2 separate regions of the Homo sapiens genome follow, and region 2 is linked to region 1. Evidence: chromatin loops called from intact Hi-C (ENCODE). Cell type or tissue: tibial artery. All regions are shown on one strand. Each heading gives the region's core, and the rest is flanking DNA. Links, peaks and the distances in the headings are about the cores only.

The links. Hi-C counts contacts between places; a loop is a spot of excess contacts. Peaks named below come from ENCODE experiments on the same cell type or tissue, not always from the same donor. Only the 100,000 strongest peaks of a DNase experiment are listed, where the experiment ranks them.
Region 2: it touches region 1 in a loop (2.5-fold over the local background); 4 of 110 quality-filtered maps call a loop at or near these places.

What each region holds. Positions count from the first base shown.
Region 1 is chr5:111,732,569-111,736,963 of GRCh38, reverse strand. It overlaps NREP (neuronal regeneration related protein), which reads left to right. Exons shown (of 4, transcript NM_004772.4): 3 at 1,457-1,534. STARD4-AS1 (STARD4 antisense RNA 1) reads right to left here. Exons shown (of 7, transcript NR_040093.1): 6 at 2,118-4,395. Among named protein-coding and RNA genes, the nearest start is that of NREP, 22 kb to the left of the region's middle. In tibial artery, for the core only: no CTCF peak of the experiment used is centred there; no DNase peak of the experiment used is centred there; H3K27ac peaks cover 1,976 bases.
Region 2 is chr5:111,662,499-111,666,893 of GRCh38, reverse strand. All of the region lies in intron 1 of STARD4-AS1 (STARD4 antisense RNA 1), which reads right to left. Among named protein-coding and RNA genes, the nearest start is that of NREP, 92 kb to the left of the region's middle. In tibial artery, for the core only: no CTCF peak of the experiment used is centred there; no DNase peak of the experiment used is centred there.

The DNA.
Region 1 (4,395 bases), core at 294-4,293:
GGTGGTAGGCGATTTGCATTCTGGGATAATGCGAGGGCAGCAGGATAGTGGAAGGAACTGAAGTTTAGAATCTGGAAACCTAGTGTGAGTTTCAGTCCTACCCTACACTACCTGTGTGACTTGGGGCAAGTCGACCTTTTTGAGTTTCAATTTCTTCATTTGTTTAATGATAAGACCAATATTATTGGCTTATCATCAGGACAAATTAAGTAATGTATGCAAAATTGCTTTGTAAGCTAGGATGTGCTACAAATGTCACTGGTGTAGAGCAAAGATAGTTAGTTACTGTTCAATTATTCCGAAGAGTGAACACACTTAGCCATCTACATTTCCTACCCTAGATTCCCTGACAAAATGGATTGATCGGGGTATACCAAGCATTACAGTCAACTCAATGATTAGGTTACCTCAATTACGGCTTCCAAAACCAAAATGTAAACACACATCTAAGTCTGTTTGTTAATCTGTTAATGAGGTGTGACTCTTAATTGTTGTTTATTAAATGTGAGGCTTATTTATTGCAGAATTTGGAGAATCTGATCTGGAGGGAATCTTACCTAATTTCACTCTGCTTTCAATCAGAACTATATTAAATGTGAATTAGCCCTGACAGATGGTTGTTGGATTCTGTTTCTAAATTTTTTAAAGAAGATTTCACAGTTTTTCTCTAATTTCTTTTAGTAATTTGACAATTCTTATGCTGAGTTCTTCCTTAGAGCTGACCCAAATCTTAGTTGTAATTTTAAGGCCTTTCCCCTCTCCTGTCATTACTTGAAGATGGAGAACAGCTGGTCGGCAACCTTATGCTAATCATCCTTTGTATATTTAAAGAAGAGTTACTCAGTTCCACTCCCTCGCTCCACCCCCTCCCACCACCGAATTCATCAGCTAGTATTCTCTGAATCATTCATGGTGATGACACCTATCTCCCGCCCCTCCCTCAGACACTTGGCTGTTTCAGGCAGCTGGGCAGAATGTGTTGTCACTGGCCACATGGACTTGGAGAGAATCTGGGCTGCTGCTTTCTTTCCTCTTTTATTTTATTCATAATCTTTGGCCTTCTAATAAATGATCAGAATAACCCTTAACAGTGTTTGATGGAGTTTTGCAAGGATACTTATAGAATCCTTTGAAAGTTAGACCTCCCCGATGACTTAGTGCACTCAGCCAGACATACCATGAAGCTGCTACTTTGCCTGCTAAAAATAACATTGATTGATATCTCTGCTTTATTGGACTTAATCTTGGAAGACATCGAGCTGAAACTCTCCTGAGTGCAGTGCGTGTTCAGAAGCACACTAACAGTTTGAAAGAGTTAATGGTTTCCCCAGTGCTCTAAGTGGTAGTCGGGAATAAGTAACCATTGAGGAGAATTGAGCTCATTAAGGTTATCCCGTGTAGTTTCAGAGTGGATCCTGTTTTTAATCTGAATGTGTATGCTTTTGTGTCTCTATAGGTTTATTACCCAGAACTCTTTGTCTGGGTCAGTCAAGAACCATTTCCAAACAAGGACATGGAGGGAAGGCTTCCTAAGGTAAGATCCTTAGATGCCATATTGTTAACACTATTTTCAATATAGAAACAATTGTTTTAAAATATCAGAGCTTTTTCATTTGAATACCCATTATAGGCTGCTATAACAATCCATTAATCTGATACTATGATGACCTTGGAAATAATGTACTTTTAAAAAATATCCTAAAGTCCTATGACTTAAAGTTCACATTATCTTCCTTCATAAATGAAAAATTTTCATTTAAAACATGGAATCAGTTTATCAAAGTACAGTTTACAGGTTTTAAGTCTGTTCCATTTCTGGTTAGACAAACTCAAATACAATGATCAAACTAAAAGATTTCTTAAAAGTATGATGACTATTAATTGTCTGCTAATGAAGTCTGAAGGTCTGATAAGATTATCCATGAAGCAAAAGGGAGGAACAAAAAAACTGTTACATTTCTTTCTTCTAATTTTTGAGCCTAAAAACCATTTTTTATAAACGTGGTTTCATTGTTCTGACATCTTAGGTGTGGCAGTTCTCTGCCTCAAGAAAATTTGTAAAATTTATATTTTAGATTTTAGCATAATTTCTGAAACAAACAATAACAACTACTTACCAGTTTTTACTGTAGATACTGGACTTTGCCTCTTAGGGTGAATACTTGTTTGACTTCAAGCGGGGAGAGTATACTTTTTAACCAATGACTTGCTGATTTTGCAGTTAAGAAAGAAAAACAGAATCCACTGAAAATAAAATTTCTATTTGAAAGTTTCATAAGTGTAATTGACTAACGGTGAGTCCTCCCCCAGCTGTTACTGGTATTTCAATGTTTAAGAAATTATTTTATTTACACTAAATAGTATCAACAATTCCCTATCTTATACTGGCAGGCAGAAACTGAAGAGGTTGTATCAACTGGCAGTTTGCACTGAAAGAAAACAATCTTAAATCACTTTTAATCTTGCAGAGCATTTTTGAAGGTCAAGGTTGAAATCACTGGCAGGAAAGTAGGTGAACAAAATGGTTTGACCCTGCCTGAACTAGACTTGCACTGATTTGTAGAGCTGGAGTGGAAGAGAGCTAAAATAGTAGCGCTTTCCTTAAAAGACACCCACACCCCACCACCTCACCAGCAGCACACCAGCGGCACGAGCAGTATAACCACAGACATTCGTCACTGTGCCAGATCAGGGCATAATTCTCTTAAGGCAGCTGAGGCCTTCACATTAGTTCTTGCCTCATTCAGGCATCCAGAGGTCCTCTCTCTTTGATACTGGTGACATAAACCAGAGGGGCAAGACTAGGCATAGTTCCTTGATGAGTTCAGTGGTGCCTCACCGTACCCTTAGAAAGCCAGCCCTGCTGTGCTAGGTCTTGTCTCACACAAAGACATGCTCCCAGGGGTGGGCACCGTGGATCATGGTATTCAGGTCTTCTGCTATTTTAAGTTCTTTCTTCTCTAAATATGTGAATAATATTTTAAGCATAGTGTTATTTGTTCTTTTTCCAGAAGTTCCCTTCTGGAAAAGCATATCTTTGTATAATTGTAGGAAAAATAATCTTGACTTACTTGGTCCAAAGCACATTATTAACTGGGGATTAATTTCCTAGTAGTCATCTGTCGGGAGGGCTGATCCACCCCGAGGCACATTAACTGGCGTGACTTTCAGGACGGCGGGGCTGTGGGAGCCACTGGACACATCTGCCCCCCAACCCCTAGCCTCTTGAATTACTCAAGTCCCTCAGCTCTGTTGGCACAAATACGTGCTGGATGATAGAAGAACCGTTTTTCCCATGGATGAACTTTTTTTGGCTTGAATTCTTACAAGGCCTGACTTCTGGATCTGGAGAAAGAAGACTTCTTTGTGTCCCATCTTCAAAATGCCTCCTCCACTTGTTGCAGAAGCCTAAAATTCCTTTAGTTGGGGCAGAAAGCCTATTATTATTTAAAAAAAAAAAAAATAGTGGGAGGGTGTGTGGATTGAAATCAGTCAGGGGAAGAGGATTGAAATCTAGTAAATGCAGGACTCCATAGGGAGAACGCACAGAACTCTGTCTCCTCAGGAGCACCTCTCTCCACGGGCATGGTGGGCTCCAGGCCCTCAGGGTGCTTCAGTAGCACACCTCCCTGTGGGCCCTACTACCATTGCCTCATGAGGGTCCAGTCTGTATGCTTGTCTTCCACACAGCAAGTTAATGAAGGGTGAGATGGGCAGGGACTGTTACTGTTTCTGTTTCAATCTCTCTCTAAGCTTGAAATCGAATAGAGTACTCCAGCCATAGTAGGCACTCAGAAAATGAATAATTAATGAAGAAATGTATATTATCTGGGACCTTGAAACAGAAAAAATGGTAAAAATGGTAAATTCAAATCTGAAATAATCGTCACTTTCTTTTTTTCTGGAAGTGCCTCTTCCCAAATCCCTAGCTCTTCCTTTTGTTTTGTTGTGTATGTTTCATGGAGGTAGAAGATTAGTACTGAGACTGAGATTTAAATAGAGAGATACACTAACGTTCTGTATATTCACTTTTGAACAGAGTAAGTCTGAACTGGAGCAGTTTTAAGGCAAGCTGTGTAAAGACTATAATTGTTGAGTTAACATTTATCAACTTTTGGTTTTCCTTCTTTTCTTGCCTGTGACAATTAACAGCCATTGAACTCTTCATTTGTCCAAAACCTAAGTTTGTCCTATCCTGAACCATGGTAACTGGTTGACTGTGGGGTGAGGTGGGGTCGGGCTGGCAGCATTATTTTAAAGACACTGGGATTACAGTGGATTTCCTTTTTTTTTTTTTTTTTTTAAATTTTGGGACTGTGTACCAAGATTCCAAGATTGAAATTATTTTCACAACTGCAAGTAACTACCCAATATTATGCTTTTGGAAATTGAATC
Region 2 (4,395 bases), core at 243-4,242, 70 kb after region 1:
TACTCACCCTTTAAGCCATGGGCCAGCCTAAATTTTCATTTTCATGGCCGTGGGAGGGACAAGAACCCCCATCTTTAGCTGAACTAAGGAAAAGTCCTGCAACATTTTTGACGCACAACGTGGTGGCTTGAGAAGCCGTGAGTGAAATGGGGACTCAAAACTTCTCTCTGTTGCTCCTAAGCATTTTCATCCTCCGACTTCTGAGGGTGAGGGAAAGATGCCCCCAAACCTGGTGGCTCCCGGGGGCGGGGGGGTCAGGAGAAAGGCCCTTTCCTTCCTTTTTTGGGAAGGACAGGTGAGCAGGAAGTCCTCTCTCCCCCTCCCCTTCCTGCAGAGGCTGGGACTCATAGCCCAAGGGTCCTGCACAGCCCGCTGGCTGGAAGGGGTTCAGCTTTGAACTTTAGTTTTGAGTAAGATAGGAAAAGCCGAAGAAGTGGCGGAAGAATTGTGGAAATTAATCTTGCAGAAGAGGTTCTCTGTGTGAACTTATTAACTAAATTTAAAGGGGTTATAAAAGGTTTTTGCTTCTTTAAATGTCTAAGTCATCATTTTGGCAATAGAAATCACGTATGATAATCTGGAACTCTCTTTCGTAATATCAAGTGTTTTAAACCTTGAACATTTAACCTTGAACCTTGAACATTTAACCTTGAACCTTGAACAGCCTTCTCAAAATCAAAATTTTGAAAAGTTTCAAAATTGTCTTCCCTGGCATCTGGCTTTTCGAATACTTAAGAGGGCCCCTAAAGTGTCCAGAAAAGAGAGGTAAACAGGATTATTTGGCATGTTTAGGTACATGGGATTGCCAAAATGATGCTCAGTCTTCTTTAGGTTATATCTTGGTGAATAATGCTAATATATATTCCAAAATTGCATGGGATTTCTAAAATTCTAATGTCTGAGTATATGCTATCAATCACAATTAAGGTTTTTATGTTAAGTTATTGTAAACCACAGGGATAACCAAGCTTCTTTGTCAATTGTGTTTCTAATTTTAACTACCCTGGACATTTTGCTATTCACAGACAATTGTTGTCTTGTTTTAATTCTTTTCAAAAGATGGTTTATAATAGGGTATAAGACTCTGATAAGTGCTTTCAGATACAATTTCTGATTTTATTTGAGACAATCAGGTTTCTGATAACTTTGCAGATTGTAACATTGGAATAAAGGAAAATGTACAAGACTCATGAAGAGCTGAAATGTTCACGAATATCGAGCAAAACCAGAGTTAACTAAATGGACTGAACTCAGAAAGCTGAAGAAACCTTTTTACTTTTGCTTGGAATATTGGTGATCCTTTTTTAGTTTTTCAGAGCCAAGGAAACTTATTTTGAGCTATTTATGGCCTTTAATAATTAAGTAAGGTATACACTCCTGTGATCAAGATTTGGAGCATGTTTGTTTCTCTCTGCCTGGTTTCTCTAGAATTTGGAAACTGTGAGTATTCTTATGGCAATATAGTTGTTTGCATCAGTGCAGTAAGACTCCATTTTTCTTTTGCAACAGGACACAGTTGGAAAAACTGGTAATTTTACCAAGGCTTTGACTGGAAGGGTATGCTTCCCTTTCAGGAGTCAATCTAGATTTGCAGAGTCAATAAAAGCCTAGTGGGGAAACTAGCCTCATACTATCACCTACACAGTCCCTGTACAGGGTTACTGACCTGTGGTCAGTAAAGAATGTCACTAACAGCTCTAGGAGCTTCAAGTTTATCTTGGGACCTTAAGAGGAGAGGATCACCCAACTCACAGGTATTTGAGGATACAAACCCATGGTTGGGCTTGGCTTTAAAAGGTCTTATCTGAGATTCCTTGTGGAACAGAATTCCATCAAAGCCAATCCAAAAGGCCTATGTAGAAATAATTATTCTTGCTGCACTTTATGCAAATAATCAGGCCAAGTATAAAGCTAAAGTCTGTTTTGCAAACCACTCAGTTCCTATGATGATTTGTTTTTTAATAAATATGAGGACTGGAGAGAGAGAAATCATATTTGAAAACTTATCATACATTTGTCATTAAATTCTAAACTCACTAGTTGTTTTTAAGTCTTTGCCTACATTTTAGGTTTGCTCCTGTGAATCAACTAGCAATCCCTGGCTGCAGCTCAGAAAGAACAAAAGGGGTGGGTAATATAGAAATTCGGATCAATATTCTAGTTCTGAGCAATTATCCTGCAAATACTGCCAGGTGATGCACATCATGCGAAGGTTTCCTTTTTGGGAAAGGAAGACCAAGGGAACTAACCAAAGCTAAGCACCATGCACCCAAATCCTAGCAAGCATAACTATAGCCACCAGTTATCTGGATGTGTCACAAGACATCCTTTCCTCCCCCTTGTTGGAGGACTCAGTTCCACAGTTTCACCTTAGCATTTGGTTTATGATAAGGAGTCCATACAAACACCTCCCCACTATTCCCCAACTCCTCCAGACACATTTTTGTCCCAGACTCAATTCCAAGCTTCAGGTCAAAGCCCTAGGAAAGAAAACTGGATCTAAGGGATCCAGAGGCAAATGACAACAGAGGTTAAAAAGCACAGTGCAGGTGAGCATGGCTGATTCCTGTCAATTAAGCCAACCCCAAGCTTCCTATTTCATGGATAAAGGCCATGTTAGTATCCATGGCATAAATGAGGCCTAGGGAATCCAAGACCACTGACAGCAGGGGAGATAGGGCATATGTGGGTAAGAGCAGATGATTCCTACCCCCTAGGCCCCCCTGCTTCATGGGTACAAGCTGCTTTGGCACTCATGGTGGGACCTGACAAGGTCACCAGGACTCGGGGATGCAAGGATGGAAGAGGGAAAGAGGATGCTCTTCCTTCTTTCCCTCATGTACCCTGGGTATCTGCTAGGAAGAGAAGGGAACCAAGGATGCCTGCTCCCTTCTTTCTAGATGGGTAGCCATTCATCTTCAGTCTGTTCCCCTTTAGAATGCATCCTGAACCCCTGGGACTTCTTTGAAAAATACACCTTCTTTTTATTCCTTTCTCTTCTTTTGTTGTCTCTTCGCCAATAGGTAATCATGTCTCCATATTACAAGACACTCCCCTCAGATGCACCCTCCAAATTGGAAAGAGTTAATTCCCCAAACCTTAAACTGGTTGGCTTAGGGCTGGGGCCCACAGGAAGTGAACCCAGACACCTGATATGCAGCAAAAGGGTAAAGTTTTTTTTGCCAGTTGGGCTTTTGGCCTTCCTCTCCCTGAGCAAACTGGTAAAAGGCCTCAGAATTTTTGAGCTGTCTTTACCCCTCCCCTTGTTTTGTTTTGATACATGTTTTCTAATAACCTGGTTTGTCGGTTCTTGCCTTCAGGCCACCAAACTCCAAACAGTCATGCAACTGGAACCTCTGACAATGGCCCCTTTTGCTGGGGACCCTTATATCAGCCTCTGAGAGAGCTCTGACTGCTGTTTCCCCAAAACAACACCCCCTGTCAGCAGGAAGGATTTAAGATCGGTCTTTGTCCTTGTCCTTAATCCAATGGCAGTTAGATGTACTTCTTTAGAGGGGAGAATGAGACAGCCAGGTGGGAGGGAGTCCCTGGAGAAACTCCAAACAGCCTGCCCACTGAGGTGGAGCCTCAGGAAGTTCATAATGTTTGCAGCAGGGAGGAACCTGGTCCCTCGCCTTCCTGTGTGGAACCTGGGATTCAAACTGCCAGGAGGGAAGCACTCTAACAGAGGGACTCTGGCCTTGCAAGAGTCCCTGTTCCTCAGGTTTTTCCCTTTTCACCCAATAAAACCCTACTTTACTCACCCTTTAAGCCATCTGACAGCCCAAATTTTCATGGCCGTGGGACAGAGAAGAACCCTGTCTTTAGCTGAACTAAAGAAAAGTCCTGCAACAGTTTCCTATCCCCCTGTATTATTCACCACACTTGCAATACCTGGTTTAGTGCCTGTACAAAGATCCCATGAAGGTATCTGTCTTCTTTACCCTTTTACACTTCAGAACCTAGTATGGTCCTTGGCAGACAGAATGCCTCCAATAAATATTTGTGAAATAAATAAGAATCTAAGCGTTCCTTTCTGGAGTCTTACAATCATTTTAATTTCTTTATCACTGCTTTGCTCTGGAATTACTTCAGTTATCCTTATTTTTTTCTAGAAGAAAAATGTTTTATAATCTGAGAATATGGAATGCTTAACAAAATTGGATTGTACCCTGAGTAGATAATGTACTTCAAAAGTGTATTCAATGGTCAGTAGATAATGTACTTCAAAAGTGTATTAAAAAGAAATCAATGTTACTTCTAATTTGAAAAATGGAGATATAGAAAAAGAAGATCTGAGAATCACTCTCATGTATTTTCCCCAATAATATTAAGTCAAAAATAATATTAAGTTAAAAAAAATAAAGTACTAAGAATATTAGCAAAACATTTAAG